3 separate regions of the Mus musculus genome follow, and regions 1 and 2 are each linked to region 3. A link is a loop called in an ENCODE intact Hi-C map of the cell type or tissue named here. Cell type or tissue: gastrocnemius. All regions are shown on one strand. Region 1 overlaps Smad5 (SMAD family member 5). Region 2 overlaps Gm52066 (a long non-coding RNA gene). Region 3 has its middle 9.1 kb from the start of Gm32759.

What was found. A loop is a pair of places that touch in the nucleus more often than their neighbours do. Peaks named below come from ENCODE experiments on the same cell type or tissue, not always from the same donor. Only the 100,000 strongest peaks of a DNase experiment are listed, where the experiment ranks them.
Region 1: it touches region 3 in a loop (4-fold over the local background); 8 of 42 quality-filtered maps call a loop at or near these places.
Region 2: it touches region 3 in a loop (3-fold over the local background); 8 of 42 quality-filtered maps call a loop at or near these places.

What each region holds. Positions count from the first base shown.
Region 1 is chr13:56,731,269-56,739,268 of GRCm38, reverse strand. Smad5 (SMAD family member 5) reads right to left here. Exons shown (of 7, transcript NM_008541.3): 5 at 6,198-6,419; 6 at 3,213-3,469; 7 at 1-1,934. The coding sequence ends at 1,791. Among named protein-coding and RNA genes, the nearest start is that of Gm45623, 19 kb to the left of the region's middle. In gastrocnemius, a CTCF peak has its summit at 3,580 (motif pointing right); a DNase peak (open chromatin) is centred at 3,597.
Region 2 is chr13:56,754,424-56,762,423 of GRCm38, reverse strand. It overlaps Gm52066 (a long non-coding RNA gene), which reads left to right. Exons shown (of 3, transcript XR_003950712.1): 3 at 1-107. Among named protein-coding and RNA genes, the nearest start is that of Gm45623, 4.6 kb to the right of the region's middle. In gastrocnemius, CTCF peaks have their summits at 3,755 (motif pointing right) and 6,491 (motif pointing left); DNase peaks (open chromatin) are centred at 3,761 and 6,403.
Region 3 is chr13:56,572,563-56,580,562 of GRCm38, reverse strand. No RefSeq gene overlaps it. Among named protein-coding and RNA genes, the nearest start is that of Gm32759, 9.1 kb to the left of the region's middle. In gastrocnemius, no CTCF peak of the experiment used is centred here; a DNase peak (open chromatin) is centred at 4,760; H3K4me3 peaks cover 319 bases; H3K27ac peaks cover 1,670 bases.

The sequences.
Region 1 (8,000 bases), 160 kb before region 3:
AGGAACATGAACGGTTTCTGCCTCGGCTATAAAGCAGACATCTCTCTCATGGAGCTGACACACTCTTGCTATGGAATACTTATGTCTACAGCTCAAGCTACTGAAGGCTATCAAGGAGCCCTCTCTGAAGGAGCAAAGCCACCCAATGGTTGCACTCTGAAAGGCAATAAATAATGGCACAGAAAACAAAAGGAATCCCCCCCCCCAAAAAAAAAAATAGCTGTTTTCCTCATAAAGGCAGGAAGGGCACTCTAAAAAGTCAAACCAAAATTACATTTTCAGCAGAAGAACCAAGTGGCTCTGTATATTTTCAAAAGGCACCAGAAAAAAACCTTTCTCACTCTGATAGGCAAATGAGGCCTTTTTCTTTATCAAAGTAGTGTCTTCATTCTCAGGCCATGACTGTCCATCTCAGGCCATAACTGCTCCCTAGAAAGTGGTTAAGAGTCCTAAGGACAAGGCACAGTGAACTAGATGAGTGTCTTAAGAGTGTTCACATCCAACAGTGTTGTGGAGATTAGCGTCCATGTAGGTTCTAAAAGGATAAAAAGAAAGAGGCAGAGCGTTGATGCAGAGAGACAAGCCTACACTCTACATTGTCTTGCTATATGACATATGACATGAACTATCCCAATCCCTATTGTGATTCACTTACACCAACAGCCTCATTCTTGGGCCAACCAAAGAGCCTCTACTGGCTACACTGCACGAGTCCTTGTATGACAAGTCTGGTAAGGAGCAAAGGTATTCATACATACATAACCTTTCAATGTCAATAATGCTCATAACATTGTAGGGGACTAACAGGCACCTTAGCTGGAGCTATAGAAGAACAACATTATAAACTACATTGGAAATTAAAGGCTAGAAAAAGCAGCACAGCTCACAGCTGTCATCTCTAAGTGGTCGTGTTGCACAAAGGAGTGCCAAGGCAGCGAGGAGGAGCTCTAAAACCAGGCCACCTAATAGTATTTTACCAGAGGCTACACTAAGACAGTCACCCATAAAAGTGCAAAATGAAAAGATTAATGCACAGGAAAATTAGAGTTCTTGAATTGTTGGCCCAAAGCAGCAAACAATGCTGAACAAGGCCACAGAGCACATAGTAACTAACTGTTAAGTAGGACTTACAACAAATTTGAGTAAATGAGAAATACTTGAAGTTTTTAAAAAGGAATTGTTTTACAAAATATATATGGCATGAAGTCACATTACACTGATGAATATTACCTATATTAAATGTAAATGTATGACGTCCAGAAATCTACCACCTTGCTTTCACTGAACACGTTAGGACTGCAGTGTCCTTCAAACAAGATTCAACAGTTTCCTTTAAGCAAGCCCTACTTTGAGGTTTTGCAAACAATGTATGCTTTTTCAAAGGTGGTAAGGCAAAGAAATTCCCAGAGAAATATCATCTACTGCTTTCCACAATATATGTTCTCTTATAGGATAAAATTTCATTATGTGATGAACTACTTTGTAAAAAAAATTTAACAAATTAAAAAACGTTGGGACAATAAGAAAAAGTACGTTCCAGTTTAAGATCAATGCTAAACATTTCAACAGGGGCAAAATACTCTACATCGTTTACAATACTTTTGAAAGTTAATCACAATGAACACGAATACAAACAAATGTAATATCATCATAAAATACAAATGTGTTGGTCACAATTACGTAGAAAAAATAATATCTGTTTTCCATGTCAGCTCACAGCATCTGTACTGGAAATTCCTCTAAAATTAAAACAAGTCCACTAAAAATATAGTTGAAAGAATACTTCTGCACTATGAAACAGAAGAAATGGGGTTCAGCGGAGAGCCCATCTGAGTAAGGACTTTATCCAGCCACTGCAGAGGCCCGTGGAGGTGAATCTCAATCCAGCAGGGAGTACTGGTGACGTCCTGTCGGTGGTACTCTGCTCCCCAGCCCTGGAAATGAACAGGCAGCAAAGCAAATCGCTCTTGAACAGTCAACAGTCCACACTAACTTTAACAATAAAAAGCTTAACTGCAGAAACACATAAGACTTACTTAAACTACAGAAAACCAGTAAGCACTCACATATGGTATTAAAAGACACATCTGCAGTATTCAACTCTTCAACAAATAACAGAATTTCTCAGACACAGACCCATAGGACTAAGAACATGTTTAACTGTTACAAAAACTCCAGACTATGATCCTTCACAGCTAAATCATGCCGTGCTGTGATACATATTCTCACTGAGTAAATAAAGCCCACGCCCTCATGGGGCAGACTTGGGGGGCTCCTGTCCCTGCGTGTTTGTATCTGATGAGAGAGTATGGACACTGACCGACCCATATCATGTAGTTCACTGTATGCCAGAATCACATCAAGCCCTTATCCCTAAAGGTGAGAAATTAACCAGATAAAGTAAGCTTCGGATAAAAACTGAAAAATGTGGGGCGGTTTTGGTTCTACTTTCATTTTCCTGATTTATCAAGTTTTCTGTCCCACTGATTATAGTAGCTCTGCTCCAGGGAAACTAGGGGGATGGAGGAAAGAGAAATGGGGCAGCAGGGGAACTGGACAATTAAAAAAAAATCACACTTCAAAAGGGGGAGAGAAAGTAAATTCAGACCTCTGATAAACAGCAAGGAAAGTGTGGACTGGGCTTACATGCCAAAATAAAAAAACAAAACAAAACAAAACAAAACAAAACAAAACAAAACAAAACAAAACAAAACACAAGCCTACTTCTGCTCTTCCTGACCCAGGAGGGTGCACTTCCAACTGCTGAAACTCACCACTCTGAGTCTCTCAACATTTTGTTAATGAGACACAATCTTTATAATGGTCAGTGAGCTCAGGCCATGAGAGTGACAGGCCTTATAAGTCCTTTGCCACAGGCCTGAGACACAAGTGATAAAGCACTATAAATGTCCCTATTACTGCAGTGGGACTGGAGCCAGTCAAAATGCAATGTTAATGTTAAATACTTTCTAATAACTTAGTCTATTAGATGAAATACTTTGTAAATCAAACCTCTACCCATTATTGAAATTAATCTTGGATCTTATGTGTAGATTACAAAATGAATCATATGGTTAAAGGGATAAATTCAAAAAGTTCACTCAAATGTATGAAATTGAGTCAAAAACACTGCTTAACTTCATTTAATAATTCCTTATAATGCATGCACACTTACAATGACTGAAGTCACATTATACACCGTAGCTACTCACCTTGACAAAGCTCATTCGAATGGTACACATCTTGGTGAGCTCATACACAGCCTCGAATCCATGGTTGACTGACTGAGCCAGAAGCTGAGCAAACTCCTGATTGTTAAAAATCTTGAGGCTGCAGCTGCTGGGGATCTTACAGACGGTGGTGGGATGGAAGCCATGGTGAAAGTTGCAGTTCCTACTCTGAACAAAGATGCTGCTGTCACTAAGACACTCAGCGTACACCTCCCCACCAACGTAGTATAGATGAACACCTTAAAGAGACAGGCAACAAGAGAGATGGCTTAGCAAATGGTTGTGAGACACCACCAAAGCACCCAGGATGCACAGCAAACTCCAGTAATGCTCAGATTACAACCACCACTAGATGGCCTTCAGCAGCCAGAAATTATCTCCACAACTCTACGAGAGCCTCAAGAGGCCAAGCCTCGGGCTGGAGTTGGCAGGTTTGTAAACTGCCTGACCCCGGAGTTTGTGTTCCCTTTTCTCATCACCGTTTGTTTCTCTAGAAAGGAAAAGGTGCTCTTTAACATTTCTTTTTATGAATACTTTCCAAAAAGTCATCATAAATGTTAGTGATGTTTTCCACCCTGTTTGCTAACAAAGAAGACCACAGCATTTTAATCATTACCCACAGAAACCCAGACACACATATGTGATGCCAGATTACAGAAAATTTTAAGATAGCAGGCTCATCTTCCTTTGCTTTTAAAAGCCTTCTCTCTTTACTTCTGGGTTTGTTTGTTTGTTTGTAAATGAAAGTGGAGCAATGGCTCAAAAGTTAAGAGCACTGGCTGCTCTTGAAGAGGACCCATACTGGATTGCCAGCACTCACATGGAGGCTCACAACCATCTCACTCCAGTCCCAGGAGATGGCCCGCTTCTGGCCTCTAAAGGCACTGTATGCATGCAACACTCAGACATACCTGTAGGCAAAATACCTATACACACAAAATAATATAACTTTTTAAAATTTTCTAGAAATATATTTATGAGAAACCAGTTCTGATAGTAAAATTTAAGCTTTATTACTAAGAAGCTGACTCAGAAAATGCTTTTCCAATATATCTAAGAAGTACCTCAAGATTTTCTTCCCCACAGGTAGACAGTGCTACAAATTTGGTGTATATCCTTTAAATGCAGCACATATTGAGTTACAGTGGTGGTTTGAATATGCTTGGCTCAGGGAGCGGCACTATTAGATGTGGCCTTGTTGGAGGAAATGTGTCATTGTGGGAGTGGCTTTGAGACCCACTGCCTGAGGACAGGCGTCCTCTGGATGGAGATAAAGAACTCTCAGCTCTTCCAGCCCCATGTCTGCTTGGACTCTACCATGCTCCCACTTTGATGATAATGGACTGAACCTCTGAACCTGTAAGTCAGTCCCAATAAAATGCTGTCCTTGTAAGAGCCGCCTTGGTCATGGCGTCTGTTGACAGATATAGAACCGTAACTCAGACAGCTACATACACTTCTATAGAATACATTTGTGTGCTTCTGGGGATAGGAGGATTTGCTGTTTTTGTGTTTGCTTGCTTGTTTTTTTTTTATAAAGGAAACGGGTGTCACAGTCTATTGCTCAGAAGCACACAGTCTTGCTTCACTCAGTCAGCATGCTGCCAACCGCCATATTCTAGATAAGAGAGAACACTGACTGCCCTCAATGGACATGTTTCCATTATTGTCTGTGTTCACACAAAATGCCTACTTTAGCAGGATCTCCATAAATGTAAATCTCTGTTCAAACAGAAGTCACAGAATTGTGTCAGCATATGGTATTAAAAAAATGTGGCTTGCTTCTGAGTAAACAGAAATGGATTCTGGAGTGGGAACACTGGTAAGTAATTGAAAACTGATCCAAAGAGATGTCCCTTAAATGATCTCACTGTAGGGGAATTGACAGAGAAACATATACAGGAGACACAGTTCACAAAAAAGGTTTGGACAAGTTGACAACAAAATCAATAAAAACTGTTCACATTGTTTTGTTGTTTGTTTGGGGTGTTTTTATTTGTTTGTTTGAATTACGAATGTCTTGCTATGTAGCCCAGGCTGGCCTTGAACTTGGGACCTACTTGCCTTAGCCTCCCTGGTGCTGGGATTGCATGTGTAAGCCACTGCACCTGGCTTCAGATTATCTTTCTGAATCTCATCCATAAGAAAACCTACCACAATTATTGTTGTCTGCCATTGCTGCTAACTCCCACTAAGATGTAAATCAAAGGAGCACAGAACAGCAGGCTACACAAGCCAAGCCGCTCCAGCTCCTGGGACATGCAGCACACCCTACAGAGGCGGACCCTCTGAGGTGTGACACTGCATCCCATGAAGTATGCAGAGTGCTACCAACCAAGATCCATGTTGGTTTATAAGGAAACTCTGACGTATGAGGTCTCTGGATATCCATACTCTATTTTCCACCCCAAACTCCACTGCCTCCATACTGTGCTAATCTTACAGGAGCAAACACTCCAAGTGCAATACTTTTTACATTTCTAATCCCTCTTTAACATGCACATATTTTTCCAAGATTTTATATACATATACATACATATATACACACATATGTACACATATATACATACATATATATACATTCAGAGAGTAAAAGAAAGACAGACAGACAGACAGACAGAGAACGAGGCATGCAATGTATTAGTTACTGTGGATACTGCTGTGAACAAGGTAAATTTCTATCCCTTATATTCCAATTAGGCCCTAACTTAATTTGTCCTAATTGTTAGGGTAAATACTCAAGAACAAATGAACAATAGGATTCCAGATCTTTAGTACTAGAAACAAAACTTAAGCAGGATAAAAAAGAGAAGACTAGTTGTATCTTTATTTAATCACATTCTTTAATATTTGCAACTTGAGGTAAATGCCATGCCTTAAGACTTTTTGGATGGTTCAATGAATTGTATCCAGCCGGTACAAAAACATGATTTAATTCAACCGAATGAAAAGAAACGACAAGATTACCTTTTCCAATATGCCGCCTAGTGTTTTCAATAGTTGAATTACGATTAACATTTGACAACAATCCCAGGCAGAATCTACTTTTGTTATTTGAAGGATCTGTAAATCCATCTACTAACACACTAGTAGAAGATGCATGAAAAGCTTCCCCAACACGATTGTTTAATTCATAGTAGACAATCGAACACCAGTGTTTGGGCTCCTCATAGGCGACAGGCTGAACATCTGAAAACAGAAGAGAGGTTTAATAACTCATTATCCCAAACACCAACTTCTGTGTAAATTTACCGTTCATCCTAACCATCTAATGTCCTAACCATTATGTGACAAAGAAAATAGATACTTCATTTAAATTTTACTGACATCCTGGCTTAGAGTCCAAGGCAACTTACGTTGGCCTGCTCTAGACAGCTATAATAAAATATCACAGACTGAGAGGCTTAAATTCAAGACAAAACAACAATAGCAAAACCACCACAATTGTTTTTCACAGTTTGCTCTAGAGGCTCTGATATCAAGGTATCAGCAAATGTGCTGTCTAGTAGAGTGTTCATGAGTGTGTGCCCGTGTGCCCGTGTGTGTGTGCCCGTGTGTGCCCGTGTGTGTGTGTGTGTGTGTGTGTGTGTGTGTGTGTGCTCAAGTGTGAATGCAAGTGTGCAGGTGTGTGCATGTAGATGTAGAGATCAGAGGACAACCTTTAGAAGTTGGTTCTTGCCTTCTACTTTCTTTTAAGTCAGGGTCTCTCTTGTTTCTGCTTTGCCACATACTCTAGGTTAGCTGACCTTTGAGATTTAGGAAATTCTCCTGCATCCACTTCCATCTTACTGTAAAAGTGCTTCAAACACAGAGATAGGCAACGGTTCTTTGTATAGTGGTTCCAGGGATCTGAAATGAGGTCGTCAGGCTTGTGGAAACAAGTTCTTTTTATACACAGAGCCAGCTTCCTGGCCTCTGTATCTAATCATGTAAAGACAATTGTATCTCAAAGACCCTAATCTCAGGAATTTATTAAGCCTAATAGCCTCTTAAATGGCCTTATCTCTAAGTAGCATTATACCAAGGGCTAGGTTTCAACCTAATCAGAGAGACTAACAATAGGTCCATTACTATTTCACCTCTGTCTCACGTAAATCCCATCTCCCAAGTCCCCAGAGTCTTAGTCCACACTGAACTGCAGTGTGTCCTGTAGTGGTGTGCTCTAAGCATCATCAGCCCATGCACGGCTCAGCCCCTGATGAAACAATCACCCTCAGGGACAGCTCTTCTGAGTTTACAGCCAGCTTAAAATGTCCTGTCTTATAAAAGTCTAACAGTCTCCCTTACCCTGATCCCCCTGTGCGCCCTCAAGTCAAATGCACTGCTCCTGACAGAGGGAACTTATCAGGCCCCTACTCCACACCCACACTAATCACTCCCAAACGTAAATCTCAAAGTGTCTCTCCAAATACACGTTATTATTTGCAATGTGTAGAAAGTGAAAAGTCTCTTAAATCTTAAGTTCTTTTTAAAGTAACAGTTCCCCCTTTAATCTTTCTTTTTATATATTATTAGTAGTAATCAGGAGAAACCAGACAATCTCTTGCATAAAAATCTCTCCTGCTAAAGAACAGACTGTGTATCTCTAAAGTGCTACAGCGGCACCCATTCTAGGTACCAACTTCTTCAGGTGGCTTAGGATGATCTAGTAAGCAACACTGATGGAGTGATGCAAGCAACAGAGCTCTGCTCACAGTCCTGCGTCAGGGAGGGAGTCTGGGGTCAAGGTGGCAGTAGCTTCAGTGTTTAATGAAGGGCCACTTCCTGGCT
Region 2 (8,000 bases), 180 kb before region 3:
TGCAACTAAAGCCTCTGCGTACTCAGGTAAATATACAGAATGATCCCAATCCCTCACACCTGGAGGGGCGGGGGCAGGGCGCCAGCCATATTCTGAGGACTTCTGCACCCTTACAGATCTGTCTAGAAAACATTCTCTCTCTCTCTCTCTCTCTCTCTCTCTCTCTCTCTCTCTCTCTCTCTCTCTCTCTCTCTCTCTCTCTCTGGGTGTGTGTGTGTGTGTGTGTGTGTTCTCCTTTCTAAGTCAGAGAACTCTCTGCCCCCTCACAGACCAACCCTATCTTCTTTCTATGTAGGATCCCCGGGACCTGGGGGATAGTTCCTAACTTCAGGGATGGACATTTTTGCTGTCATTCAAGGCTGTCCCAAAAGCATTGTGCACAAGATAAAAAGTAACATGCAAAAAGGCAGGGTTGAAGCAAGACACCAAAGAGAAGGGCTGCTAGCTAGACCCCTGCCCTTCCTTGCTCTGGATGCTGTGAACCTCCCCTAGACAGTTGAAACACAAAAGCTAACATTTGATCTTGTCCCTGAGTGTTACAATGTTGCCCCTTCCCTCTCACAGTTGACTTTGAGCAGTCTGACTGCCTTTTGGAAGAATCTTGGGTGTAAGCAAATGCGCATGCCCTGTACTCCCATAACACACACATCACATCACATCACGTCACGTCACGTCACGTCACATCACATCACATCACATCTATAGCTCCAAATACTAGGTTTGAATCTTGAGGACTAGGAAATCAGAGCCCCCCGGAAAGAAGGAACCTAGTTAAAGAGCTGCCTCCATAAGATTGACCTGTGAGCTTGTCTTTGGGGTATTTTCTTGATTAATGATTGATGTGGGCAGGCTCAGCCCACTCTGAGTGGTGTCACACCTTGGCAGGTTGGCCTGAGCTGTTTAATAAAGCAGGCTGAGTAAGCCATGGGGAGCCAGCCAGTAAGCAGGACCCCTCCACAGCCCCTGCTTCAGTCCCTGTTTTAGTTTCCCTCAATGAATCATAATCCACAAGCCAAATAAACCCTTTCCTGTTTTGGGTCAGTGTTAATCACAGCCACAGAAAGCAAACTAAGACAGAGACCATTAGCTTTTAAAAGCACAAGTGATTGTGATGTGAATCAGAAGAGGTCCCGGGAGGAGACACTGAGACCAAGCTGATGAATACTGCCCCGGCCCTTTGGGTTGCTCAGAAGACCTGCAGAACACCGCTATTCTCGCCAGAGTGGGTGATCAGGAACAAGAGACTCAGGCTGGATGATGGCTTGGCATGTCTTGAATGCCCTTCACTTGCTCGGGTATCTTCTTGGATGCCACAGCTCCCCACTGAAACTCGGCACCATCTACAAGGAGTGTGATCCGAAAGGCTTTTCCCAAGAAGCAGCCCCCTCTCTAACTGGGTGACGCCACCCACATCTTCCACGCCCCAGACAAGGCTACCCATCCTTCTCTGGACAGGAGTGGGAGAAGTTCTTTCCCCAGCAGAGCGGGGATACAGGGAATCAAAGCTGACTCCCAGGGAAGAGCCCCCAGGACGGAGATGCCTGAGTGTCCTCGCTGGAAGCTGAGAGGACAAGATGCCCTCATCACAAAATGGCACTGCTGATGGAGCTTCAGATTTAGATTTGAAATGCCACTTAAAGGACAGCTTCTCACTCCAACGTCTCCACACTCCGTCACGAGTCAGGCCATGGGCCTGCGTGTCCCTCTCTCCCTCCCTGCCAAGGCTAACAGGAAAAGCACTCCTCAGGTCTCCTGCATGGTTGCCTGGTCAGGGGACCTTTTTCTGCCCCTACCCATAGCTACAATCCCCAGAGCAGCTCACTATGACCTGCAGCTTTCCTTGGGAAAGGACAGTACTGTCCCCATGGCAGAGGGGAAATTTTAAAAAGGGGGGGGGGCGAGTAAGAGCTGGCCTTCTCAGACTAAGGTGCCAGGAAAGGGTTGGCTGGAGCAGTGGGTCACTGGCCACTTATAAAACAAGAGAATAAATCCTCATCCAGTCACCCTCGCCATCCCAGGGGGGACAAGCTCCAAGACGTCTCAGATACCCACATTCTTGAATACCCAAGTCCTTGTATAAAACGGAACATTATTTGCATGTGATTTGCAGCACACTATCCTGTAGTTTATTTATAATCCTAATTCAATGTCAATGCTTCCTAACTAGCTATTATCCTGCATTGTTCACAAAGCAACAACAGAAAAGAAAAAAAAAAGGCAAACTGGTTAACACATTCTGTTTTCCTGAATATTTTCTCCCCCAGCCAGTTGAACCTGCCCATGCAGACAGGGAGGGCTGACTGTAGTTTTATGGGGAGACAAACCAAGTTGCTGGGAAAGTCATAGTTTCCCATCTGAAATGAATACCCTCCTGCAAATGGGCTCTCTCCCTCTTTTTGCCAACTCTGTGTTGGATGGATGGAGAGGGGCTGGTGTCAAAAGTGGACACTCTCAGAGGCTGACCAAGTAATTCCAGACTGGTTGGTGTCCATGGACTCGGGCTCTGTGCGGGCCAGGCCAGCTACCAGGAGCTCCTACTGAAGAGCCTCCTCAAAAAGCCTGGGCTCAGAGGTTTGGCCTTGTCTTCTGGGAGTGGTATGAGGCAAATGGGCCCCTGTCTCTGCCTCACCAGGACTGATCCCTGAGAAGAGCTGGTAGCCCAAAGCTCCAGCCTGTTCTCCCATGGCCTGGAGCAACACCAATCCCCACAGGTGGCCCAACTGTGGTATGGACTGGTAGTGAGTCCCTCAGCCTCCTGATGAATGCTGCTCCAGCCACAGGGCTGACTGTAGGTCACAGGGGCCATCCCAGTACCTCTTCATCAGGCTGCCTATGTAGACTAAAGAACTGTCCCTGCAGGTCTTTCCTCTTAGAGTTCCTATTGATGTGAAGAGACACTATGACCAAAGCAACTCTTATAAAGGAAAAATATTTAATTGGGGACTGCTTTGCAGTCCAGAGGTTTAGTCCGTTACTATCACCTCTAGAAACACGGGGGCACACAGACAGACGTGGTGCTGGAGAGGTTGCTGAGAGTTCTACAACTGTATCATCAGGGAACAGGAAGACAGACTGAGCCACACTGGCCTGCTTTGAGTGTTTAAAACCTCAAAACTTGCCCCCAAGGGACATACTTCTTCCAACAAGGCCATACCTACTCCAAGAAGAACACACCTCCTAATATTGCCTATGTGAGCCTTGGGGGGCGGGGGGGGGGGTGATTCTCATCCAAACCATGGGCCTGAAAGCTACGTTGGCAAGTTTGATCTTCTTTCCACACTCGGAGCCTTTGTCAGGTTTTTTTTAAACATTGACTTTGATTCTGTTTTCTGTACTAAGTCAATGCTCACTTTTAAAACCAAATCCTGAGTCTTATTCTCAGAGAGGGCCCCAAAAAGTGTACAAACTCCAGGCTTCATTCTAGACCTGAGAATGGACCTCGGAAGAGCACAGGCAGGAAGCTGCTGAGAGCTCTGTTCCCAGCAACAGAGGCTAGGCCTGGGCGGAAGCAACCCCAGCAGAAATGTAAACCAGAGGAAGAGGTAATCTGCCCAACGATGTCCTGAAGCCTGGAATTCCAGTGGGCCTGAAACTACTGACCACAGACATGACACACTGAGCCAGCCCGGCCTCACTCTGTAACTTCCCCAGCACTTGGGAGGCTGAGGCAAGAGGACTGTTGTCACAGGTTCAATGACAGCTTGGCTACAGTGAAAACATAGCTTGAAAAACAAACACGGTAGAGACACTGACCACAAGGGGGCGCTCACCCCAGCCCAGACACAGGCAAGAGCTATGGTTCGCTCCAAGGCTGGGAAGATTCAGAAGGGAGGAACTGCCTGCTGGGGCCAGAGCCAAGAGAGAAGGCTTCTGGGGAAGGGTGAACCCCTGCCACCTATTTCTTCTCCCAGAATTCAACACGCTACAAAGGGTCTCCGGCCCCGGCCCAGCAAAAGGATAGCTTCCTGTTGAATCAGCACACTCAGAACTACCACTAAGTCCTACATCATGCCTCACAAGAGACTCCAATGGGGCGGCATTTGCTTGGGAACCTCTCACAGGCCTGGCTGATAGAGTTCTTCCCCCACCCCTTTTCCAGAATCACCCCAGTACTGTGACTGCTGGGTGGCTTCTTGTACCTACATATCCTATTCATCGTAGGTGTTCCCATGTGCGTCTCAGAGGTCCCCCTCCAACAGGGTAACATTAGTTTTTCCTCAGCACAACCCAAAGAAACCAAGAGACGGAAAAAGCAATGTTACTATGCAGTTAGCTTGACATGGAAGCTACCCCGAGAAGAACAAAGCCACCACCCCTCCCAATGGTTAGTAGGCCTTTCACAGATAACCTCGGCAACTGTAGCCAGTGATGACCCAGTTGTGGTCATTTTAAGAAATAAACAACAAATAGCCCCAAGATTAGACTCCAAAATGACCCGATTTTCCAAATGAGAACAGGCAATAGGCTTGGAGAATGGACAGGGAAGTGTGAAGGAGGAGTCTCGCAGAAGGTGGGGTTTACTATGCCAGGAACGGGTACCTCCTCTTTGTCCTCAGTCCTGGCAAATCCATGCGTCTCTGGTTGAATCAGAAGCTGGGGCAGGAACAGTTAAAACATAAGAATAAAAACCTACTCCCAAACCAAAACCTGTTCTGCAGGAAGGGTATCTCCAGAGTTCGCTGAGAGGAGGTCTGAGCCCACCCACGCTCCCTCACAGCAAAGTCTCTTCATCTCGGACCGTCACCCCCAACCTGTCTGGCAATAAACGGTTTCACAATGGTTCCCCGAGCATTTAGAAGAAACAGAAATGGCTTCACCAAGCACTGCACCGTTTCAGCAAGTTTACAAAATCCTGGGGCTCAGTGCTCCCCATCTCTCAAGTTTCCACTCAACAGCCCGGCAAGTGGCTGACATAGCAGGAGGGCGTCCTTACCCCCCCCCCCCGCCCCTGTCCCCCAGGTCTCTGCAGGCAGGCACCAGGAAAGGCGCGCATGCCACTTAACAACTGCGTAATGGGAGAGAGGTCTTTGTGAGTTCACAGTTCTGTGGCCCCTGCCTGTCAACGGCGGCCTCAGAGCCCCCTTTTATAATCTTTCTCAAGACTTAAATGTGTGAGTACACAAAGCGCCCTTAATGGAAGGTCGCTCTGGCTTGTATAAAAAGCTGTGTAAACTTCATCTCTGCATTTACTCAGTACCAGCCTTGTTTAATTTCCTGCCCGTGGATGTTCAGGGAACGTGATCAACCTCAGGGCTCCGAATATCTTTCAGAAAATCAACTGTGGCTTCCCCATCGATACCAGAGGGCTCCCCAGAAGGACAATATAGATGTACCCCCTCCAACTCTGTCAAGGAAAGGCAGCTTGACAACGTGCTCCTGTATAGACTGCGTGGACACCCCCAGATGGTGGAATTGGAGGCTCCCTTACAGTACAAACACATCAGGGTGACCTTGACAAGTGACTCCCCTTCCTGGGTTTTATCTCTTGCCTGGGGTACATACAGGAATGGCAGTGTCATCATGGGCTGCAGTGCGGGAGATGAACCCTAAAGCTCAAGCCTGCTCCATTTGGGATAGGGCCATGAACAGAAACAGTCTGCCATGAGGGAAAACTCAGACGACGTCAGCATCCTTCAGTGCCATGTGGGAGGAGTGAGTGGCATCAGGGACCTCAGGATCAGAGATGACCTTTGTCCCCGCCATGAGCCTGTGGTGCTGCAGGGACCCTCCCTTTGCACCAAGCCCTCTTCACAGACCCATGTTCCACAGCCTTGACCTAGAAACACAACCTGTTTCCTGAGTAGGGAAGTCTATCCGCTATCAAGCCTCCCTATACAATCCAAAAGCATTGTCCGTCCCAGGATGCCCCTTCCCACCTGAGCTGCCCACACAGCTGCAGGGAACCCACTACCTGGGCTCTCATCTAGCCAGGCTGGTGCCCAGCTCAAGCGTGTAAAATGCCTCACCACTTCCCATCCAGAGCTCAGGAGGGAATTCCAGGCCAGGCCCCAAACCGAGCCAGCCAAGCCTTTCAATCAAGTCGCACAAGGACCCAGAACTACTCCTCCATCCCGGCCCTACCCCACGAGGACCACTGTGTGGCTATGGTGCCAGTAAGACCTGTTCTGGTTTGGCATGTCTGTAAAGTCCCACCTCTGTTCACATGCTGTGAGAAATAGGTCAGGCCTACAGAGAAAGTGACTCCTGCCCCTGCAACTGTGGCCCTGCATTGGTTATGTGACGGTGTCCTGTGCTAACAAGGATAAAATTTGGCACCTCTCCAAGCCAGCTTTCCCATCAGATAAGGGAGTTGTTGGTCTAAACGGGAGCCAAACATGGAGGCCCAGAGACCTGTGTTCTTTAAGCACAAGGATTGATTGCCAGGACCAAGGCTGTCAAGGTTGGCAACTGAGCGGGTGTGGGCAGCGCTGAGTTTGCCTTTGCCCTAACTTCAACAGCGCCCCCTCCTGGCCCAGGGAGGCTCTGCAGAGTCCCCCACAGGGAAGCGCAAAAGCCCTTGGAGCTCTTCAGTGAATGGTAGTTCATCACTGTGCTTGGGACCACAGTTTCAAGTCCGAATGGGAGTGCCCAGGGTGCGTCTGCAGCACCAAGAAGGGGTTTGTGAGGATGGCCTCTGGCCAGGCACACCTTGGCCACTGTTCATACTGAGTCCCCACAGTATGAACAACTCATCTTCAGGCCATTTTGCCCAGGTGAATTCCGTCTGAGCAATGGGCAGCCAGTCACTGGGGTACTGTCTTTGCAAGCCCAGTGTGCAGTGGGGAGAAAGGACTGGCTAACTTCTCCTTCCATTGGCTCGTTCAACAGACATCCTAGGTTTTCCCTGGGTACTCACTACATATGGGGGGGGGGAGGCATAGACATGCACTTGACTGGTTGTGTCAAGCTCTCCCACAATCGGTGAGGTAACAAAATTGACACTAGGGTGAGGAGTGAGAGAGAGACTGCCTGCTGAGGAGTGTGGCAGCTGCTGTTTGCCTCCTGCATGAGACAAGGACTTGCTACTCCCCCCCCCCCCTCCACACACAAACACACACACACCACACACACCATCCCCAGTCCCTCGGACTGCCCACTAGAAAGTTCTAGTTACCAAGCCTTTCCCAGGCCTCTCCATCTGAGTCGCCCATGACCAGCTCACGTTCTCTTCTTGACTCTTTATGGGAGAGTGGAGCAGGCAAGGGTTGCTGAGCAAGTGACCAACTCCCGCGGAAGCCTGAGTCCCCACAGTATGAACAACTCATCTTCAGGCCATTTTGCCCAGGTGAATTCCGTCTGAGCAATGGGCAGCCAGTCACTGGGGTTCTATGCAAACTGGCAACACCTGGGGGCAGGGCAGGGGGGGAAAGAAATGGGGATGTGGCAGGTGTGAGGGTCTGAGCAAGAGCAGCTTAGAGAAGCTTCCTTCCTGGTCGCAGTTCTTCACTGAGGGACATCAGGGCAGGAGCTCAGCCTGCAGGCAGGAAGGGGAGCAAGAGCCACCGAGGAGCCGGGCGTGGTGGCGCACGCCTTTAATCCCAGCACTCAGGAGGCAGAGGCAGGCGGATTTCTGAGTTCGAGGCCAGCCTGGTCTACAGAGTGAGTTCCAAGACAGCCGGGGCTACACAGAGGAACCCTGTCTCGAAAAACCAAAAAAAAAAAAAAAAAAAAAAAAAAAAAGAGCCACTGAGGAACTCTTCTCACTGGCTTGCCTCCCATGGCCTGCGTTCTCATGCTATGCGACCCTGGATCACCTCCTCAGGGATGGCACAGACACCTCCCACAAAACCATTGCTCAAGAAAATACCCTACAGACGTTCCCATGGTAAATTTTCTCAGTTTGAGATTCCCAGATGACTCTTGCATATGGTCAAATTGACCATAAACAAACAAACAAACCAGCTCACCCCCTTAATTAAATGTTCTACCTGATGGCCTATGGCTGCTCATAAATCAGCCTCCCCACTCCCACCCCCACCCCCACCCCACCTCCAAAAAGG
Region 3 (8,000 bases):
CCCCACTTGAAGGATAATAAATATATTGTTATGCAACAGCACACTCACGTCTCATGAAGGCTGGCTCTTACTATCCTGGTGAGGATGAGCATTCTGAGGGAAAAAGAGAAGGTGGCAGTACGGCTCAGTGATGAGGTCCCTCTTTGTATCATTTATGCCAGGCTACAGTAGCAGCTCCAGATCTCAGGGGTTCTAAAAAACACAGGCGACTTCTGATTCATGTCCCAGTCTATGGTGGGTTGGGTAGAGCTTTGCTCTACGTCTGTCTTACCCTTACTCAGTGGTCTAGGGTGATGGAGCAGCTAGCCTCTCACACCAAGCAAGCTGTAATGGCAGAGACAAGGAAATGAGCTAACACATACACACAGACACAGACACAGACACACACACACAGATACATACTTGCACACATGTAGACACACATCTATACACACACAAGCATGGACACACACACAGGCATACACACACACATGCATGCAGACACACATCCACACATTCATGTCTTGCGCGTGCCCAACTGGCCAGGAAGAACGATGCTGCAACAGGATCCTTTTGCACACATTTATTCAGTCCTGTTTCTTCTTTCTCTATATCTCCCTTGTTTATATCTCCCTTGTTTATATCTCCCAATAATAATAATCCTCTCTTGAATAATAATCTTCCCTCTAACCCGGGCCTCTCACTCTTATATACTCTCAGTTCCCATCCACGCACAGTAGGCCACGCCACCTCACCAGGTACGCAGCTTCAGCTAATCAGGGCAGCAGGGGCATATCTCCATCAAAATGGATTTACCGGTATCCTGGTACACCTGCGCAATTCTCAAGATGTTTGTGGCTTATATGAGGAAGTCAGGTGCAAGTCATACGACTTAGCTGCAGTCCCTGGCGCCTTTGGGACTGCCGCCACACCCGCTCCTCACATACATGCACACACATACACTCACATACACTCACACACATGCATGTACACACATATGCACACGTCCACACACACAAGCATGGACTAACACACATGCATGCACACTCACATACACTCACACACATGCATGCACACACACTCATATACACACATGCACACACAGACACACACATGCATGCACACACAAGCATGGGCATACATGCACATACCTGCATGCACACACACTCATAGACACACACACGCACACACACATACACACACAAGCATGGCTTCACATGCACACACACATGCATGCATGCACACACACTAATAGGCACACATATGCACACACACATACACACACACACACACACACACACACACACACACACTGGCTTTGCACTCACTCCCATTTCATTGGCCACAACAGACTTGTAGATACACTGCAGTGCAGTTACCTGCTGCTTAGGAGAATAGAATGTATACAATGGTTCCAAGGAGAACTCCAGGCCTTGCCCCCTTACACAGAGCTGCCTGCTGTCCCCTGCCTGTTCGTTCCTTCAGCATGCATTTTTCTACATGATTCCCAGTCTACCTTGCCCGTGATTGTCAGGATGTAGTTTGGTTGAGATAACTGGACATAATGTTTACACCCCAAGTCCATACCATAAAATGAAGATAGACAGCCAACCAAGGTGGGAATGCAGAGCAGAAGCTGAGAGCAGCTAGCCCTAAGCCTGTCCCCTGTCTGTCTGTCTGTCTCTCTCTCCTTTCCTTTTTAAAAAAAATTTATTTATTTATCTATGTATTTAATGTATATGTGTTTTCTGTCTACGTGTATGTCTACACACCAGAAGAGAGCATGGGATCCTCTGGGTCTACAGTTATAACTGGTTGTGAGCCACCATGTGGTTGCTGGGAATTGAACTCAGGACCTCTTGAAGATGAGCCAGTTCTCTTAACTACTGAGCCATCTCTCTCCAGCCCCAAACCTCTCTCTTTCAAATTCAGAAATGGAATCAAAGGAAAAACCATGTCGGCAGAATTCCAGAAGGGACCAAAAGTCTATGTCCATGCAATACCCTTCTCTTGAGTACTAAGCTGGACCTGGTAAGATGGGGGGGGGGGGATGCCATACCATGCCTCAGCTCCTTTACCAAGCAGGGAAACAGTGCAGATGTAACGGGAACAGGTCAATCCCTCTCCTCCTGGCCGCTGTGTAATGAACTTAAGTGGAGAGTACCGCGAGGCTTGGATGGGGTGTGAGTGATGTGACACATGACAGAATTCCTGATGGCTGGGAGTCCAGGTCAAGGCAGCTACAGGGCAGCTGTTGGGGCAGGGCTACTTCTGTTTCCACTATGGTGCATGGATGCTGTGTCCTCTGAAGGGAAGGAATGCTGCCCTCACTTGGCTGAAGACAGAAGGGCAAACTCCCTTTTCAAGCCCTGGTGTGTGTGTGCTCATATGTGGAGTAGTGTGTGTGGAGGGCAGAGATACCAGGAGATCTGATTCAGTATTGATGAGAGTGACAAAACGCACCTGCCTGTTCCCTCTCCTAGGTGACATCTCTACTGAGATCCTAATGAATGAGGAGTGGGGGTTGGGGATGTGGCCCGAGAGAGCAGAAAGACACTTTTCTTATTTTATTAACACAGTTTCTGTGTTTGAGATGAACATATCCACCAAAAGGAATAAATGTGTGTATGTGCTGTGTGAATAAATATATATGTGTGTAGGAGTCTTTGTGTGTGTGCGTATATAAGTATGTGTGAGTTTCATACATGTGTTAGTATGTGTCTTAGTCAAGATTTGTACTCCTGCACAAAACATCATGACTAAGAAGCAAGTTGGGGAGGAAAGGGTTTATTCAGCTTACATTTCCACATTGCTGTTCATCATGAAAGGAAGTCAGGACAGGAACTCAAGCAGGTCAGAAAGCAGGAGCTGATGCAGAGGCCATGGAGGGATGCTGCTTACTGGCTTGCTTCCCCTGGCTTGCTCAGCTTGCTTTCTTATAGAACCCAGGACTACCAGCCCAGGGATGGCACCACCTACAATGGGCCCCCCCCTTGATACTAATTGAGAAAATGTCCTCTTGCTCTCTTGTTCCTTCTCCCCCTCTCTCCCCATTCCCCTCCCCTCTCTCTCTCCACATGCTCAATACCGGTCTCTACTCCTCTGCTCCTTTGTTCTTTTAATCTCTCTCTGTCTCTCTCTGTGTTTCTCTCTCTGTCTCTCTCTGTCTCTCTCCCTCTCTCTCTCTCCCTTTCTCTGTCTCTACTACTCTCTCAACTCCCCTCCCCATGCTCTGAATAAACTCTAAAAGAGAAAGGGAGAGAGAGAGAGAGAGAGAGAGAGAGAGAGAGAAAATGTCTTACAGCTGGATCTCATGGAGGCATTTCCTCAAGGGAGGCTCCTTTCTCTGTGATAACTCGAGCTTGTGTCAAGTTGACACACAAAACCATCCAGTACAGTATATTTATGTATGTGAGTGTGTGTATATACATGTATGTGTGCATTAGTGTGTGCATGTGTGCATGTGAATATGTGTGTATGTATATAAGTTTGTGTAAGAGTGTATGTGATTTGTGTGTGTGTGTGTGTGTGTGTGTGTGTGTGTGTGTGTGTGTGTCAATACCTGTGTGAGCACTGGTTGCTTGGATTTGTTGTAACTAAGAGTTTCCAGCTGCCAAGTGGAATTAATAGAACCTGTTACTTCTCTCTTGCCCACAGCAGTCATGGGATGACTTAATGCCAAATACTCTATTCAGAATTAATTACTGGGAGCATATACATCTGAAGCCATCGTGCATCACTGACCGAAATAACAAACTTGGATATATGGGCATCTGGTTGACAGTGTGATGTCCTAAGACATGAAACAAACCGGATGGCAGACCTAGATGCTTTCACTGTATCCTGGATGAGAACCCGCTCCGAATCTGCATTTATACATGGAGTTGGCCATGTGGCCACATAAATCCTAGAGACATTCGGAGCAGATGTTGTTGAGTAGCTGGGATTCTGTAAGGACTGCATTTGAACAGAAAAGTGACACAGAGCAGGCCTTCTACATGTTCCACAGATAGAGTAATGTGGCTACTTGAAAGGAATATTTATATTGCAGATAGGCTGATTTTTAGTCAACAAATGTGATTGCTGAATTGTCTGGTCCAGGACAAGGCTGACTGTCGAATATGCAGGCATTCTGAGAGGAGGGACTAGGGCCACAGGGCAGAAGGCTGTAGGTGCCCTGTTTGTCATGGGGTCCCTTCTGCTCTTGGGTGGCAACTGAGCCCATCTCTAAGGCCCTTCCCAGTAGTGTCCACGGGTTCAGAGCCTTTTTCAAGAGAGCAGGGGTGTAACTCTGAGCTGGCCTGAAATCCCAGCCCCAGAGTCCGCTTTCTGGCAGAGTCCACGCAGAACTGCTTCATGGGATCCTCTGGGCTGTGTTTACTCCAGTGAGGCTGCTTCATCTGAAGTCATTGTTTTGATCCTCATTTGGAAGAATGTTCCAGATGTTCTTTCCTAGGGAGGAAGAACGCTCTTCTCAAACACAAATGCCTGCATTGCTGAGATAAAGTGAGTTATGTCCTGCTCCACGTGGCCTCTGGCTCCCCGGCCTGCATCCCCACCCCATCTGCCCCCTTCACGTGACCGAGTGGAATACGGCAGAATCATGGACTGGAGACTCTTCTCTCTGTAACTTGGCAAATGAAGACCTGACACGAGAGGTCTGGGGGTAAACAGATCAGAAGGAGACCTAAGCCAGACACCAGAGATGTGGTTTTCAGGCCGCACAAAGGGGAGGTTGTTTTACTTTGCTGAGATGAGCCTAGGTGCTCTGGTGAGTAAGAGCGCCCTCTTGGGCTGGGAGACTGAACTGCAGGCTAACAGGAACAAGGCTGGACAACCACCTCCGAGTGAGAGTACAGAGGAGGCCCAACTAGCTTCCTTGTCTTGGTCCTGTCTGCAAGGAGCCTCCGACTAATGTTCCTCCACAGGAGCCTACCTCAAGTTCTTCTGCATGAGACAGCCCCAAATAGCCTCTTTCAGTCTGGCAGAATGAATGTTAGACAAGAAAAGAAGACAAAAGTGTCCTCTAATGTTCCTCCACACGAGCCTACCTCAAGTTCTTCTGCATGAGACAGCCCCAAATAGCCTCTTTCAGTCTGGCAGAATGAACGGTAGACAAGAAAAGAAGACAAAAGTGTCCTTAGCTAAAAAAATCGCTTTCCTGGTTCTAGTAATTCCAAAGATCATCGAAAAGAGAGTGGGCCTTTTAGCCTTTTCTTACAGGCAGACCTGGACAGGGCACTCCCAGGCTCTCCATGATCTCAAAGATCAGCTGAGCGCTTGTCACAGACTGGTTTGTGAGCTCTGCTTGGTGATCTGTGGGAGGCACCCTGTTTTCCCTAGCACACTGTGTACTCAAATATATATATATCTAGGCAACCAGAAAGCAGTTTGAATCACACACACACACACACACACACACACACACACACACACACACGCACACACACACACACACACACACACACCCAAACCATAGACTTGGGAACACACTGCAATGGATTAGGCATGGTATTGCTAAAATTTCTTCCCTCAGGGAGATATAAACAATATCTACCTTCCTTCTATGTTTCAAGGACAAACCAAAGCATCCTTTAATCCAAGTTTACTCTGGGGAAGTGTTAGGTTCACTTATAGATTAGTGGAGGAGCCACTGTCAGCAGAGTAGTCACACTGGAAGGTCTGCACCCAGCATGCATGATGTGGAGCTAGAGTCCCCTCCTCCAGTCTATATCTCCCTACTTATATCTCAGAGATCCTGAGGCCACAAGCAGTTGGGGCAAGAACGGCATGCAAGTGGTTGGTAGGATTTTCAGGAAAAAATCCCCTGCCCTTACCTGCCTTGTTCTAAGAAACATCCATGGTCAACCAGCCCAGATGTGACTGGCTTTGGTGAGCAGTCCAGCTGAACTGGGGATGGCTGGTGTGAGGATAACCCTGGACATCACAAGCCTTCGGGGCAATTTGATGATACACAACTTTTACATTTTTATAGCATTTCAAACAGAAATGTTCTTACTGAAGATCTAACACAGACTACCAGGAAAAACCCTCCCCCTCCCTTATGAAGTCATCATAAAGTTAACCAGGGAAGCATGGCCTTTGTTGATATAATACACAGATCTTTACAGACTGGTCACTCACTGTACTTAGAAGCCCTGAGATGTCCTCAGAGCTTTGCAGTACACAAACTCGGGTGGATAACTTGGGAGCAACTCAACATTCAAGTCCTCAAGAAAATAGGTCACCCTCTAATTTCTTTAGATATTTCTTATACGTGTAAAAATTAAAATGTGTAGATTTTACTATCCTGAGAGCAAGTTGCTGAGGTCTGAAGGTATACCCCACTCCCACCCGGCAGGACAGTATTAGAAATAGGTCCTTTGATAGGTGGTTAGATTGTGGATCTGAAAGGCTCATGAATGGGAAGAGAGGCTCATGAGAGGTCTTGGTGAAAAGGCTCCACTCTGTGAGTCGGGAGCTAGTTGCTTACCAGACGCCACATCTGCCAGCCCCTTGATCTTGGAAATCCCAGCTTCCAGCCTGCAAAAAAATAAATGGCTGTTGTTTATAAGCAGCTGGGTTTATAGTGCTTCATCCAAGCATTCCGAATGGACTAACACAGCCCTTCCATTTTCCACCAGAGAACAGCGTCACGCCATGGCTTTTGATCTTTTCTCCTGGGCCAAGTTTGCTCAAGAGACATAAACTTCAGGTAATTCCTCCTGAGCCGCAGCGTGCAGAGGATGCACGATGCTGGACACTGGGGGTTTTGATGAATACCATGGGCACCACATCACCAGGGAGACATGCCCAAGGACTTAGCTTCTCATCAGCACTGATCACATTATCTAAGTATTTCTGGTTTACACAGAAGGCTTTATTTTCCTTATAAATGTTTCTGTCTTAAAGGACTTACATACCCCCCCCATAAAACAATAATAAAGATGAAATATTTGGTGAATTAGGCATGTTCCAACTTACTGCAGGGAAAAGACATGGAGACTATTTTCTAACTGAAATTTGATATTATCCTGAGTTGTGGCTACTTCCTGAAAACACGAGACAGTTGCATACATAGGCATGGTCTGGGAAAGCCTACTTCACGAGTACAATGATGTTCAGGGCACAACGTATATAAAGGCCATTTTCATCTCACCATGCCCCAGTGGAAAATCCTGGCTCTGAACTTGGACCTGTCTCAGTCTACCTCTATGCTACATTCGATTGCCTGAGCATCAACTCTCTTAGTGTGTTTGCTAAACAGGATGACATTGCCATGGATACTGGATGCTCTCCACTGCCCCATAACTTCCCTCACACAGTCTGGCACCTCCTTCCAAAGCTACCACATATGGGATCAGTTGAACATATTAGCATGTCATTTGTTCCCAACATGGGATAGGAAACCCAGAGAAAAACCTTGCTTGAAAGTAAGATCAAGAGGGAGGGGCCCTGTCTTGGGAGGGAATGGAGAGCTGGGACACGAGATTTGTCTTTGTCTTAGGACATGTTTGGGAAGTGGCATTCTGAGCTCATGGGGGAACCCTCTGGGCAAAGAAATGGATGTGGTAAAGCTGTCAGTTGAGCTAACAGAAGCCAGGGGACAAGGAGGCAAGAAAGAAGGAAGGAGACAACTTTCCCTAACCCTTGATAATAGGCACCAGGAGCCAACACTCACTGTGACCTCACAGGAGTTACACCCAGGGGGACCGCTGCTCAGCCTTCAGTTTCCTCACACCCCTGTGCCTCGTGTCACTGTGGGCCACTTGACCCCTGACACTTTCCCTGTGTGTTTGGCTGACTACAGAGGATGGTGGCTTCTCTTTCCCCATCCGAACACTCCTTGCTTGACTGTCACCAACAAGGTTCACGGGAGTATGACTGGAAAAAGACAAGAGCTGCTCCAGCTGCTCACACTACTCTCAACTCCACTGCTGGGCCAGAGTTATCGATGCCACGTCCCACTCACTGCCTTGCCCAGTCCCCGACTTTCTCTAGTCTCCTTGTCTCATAGCACA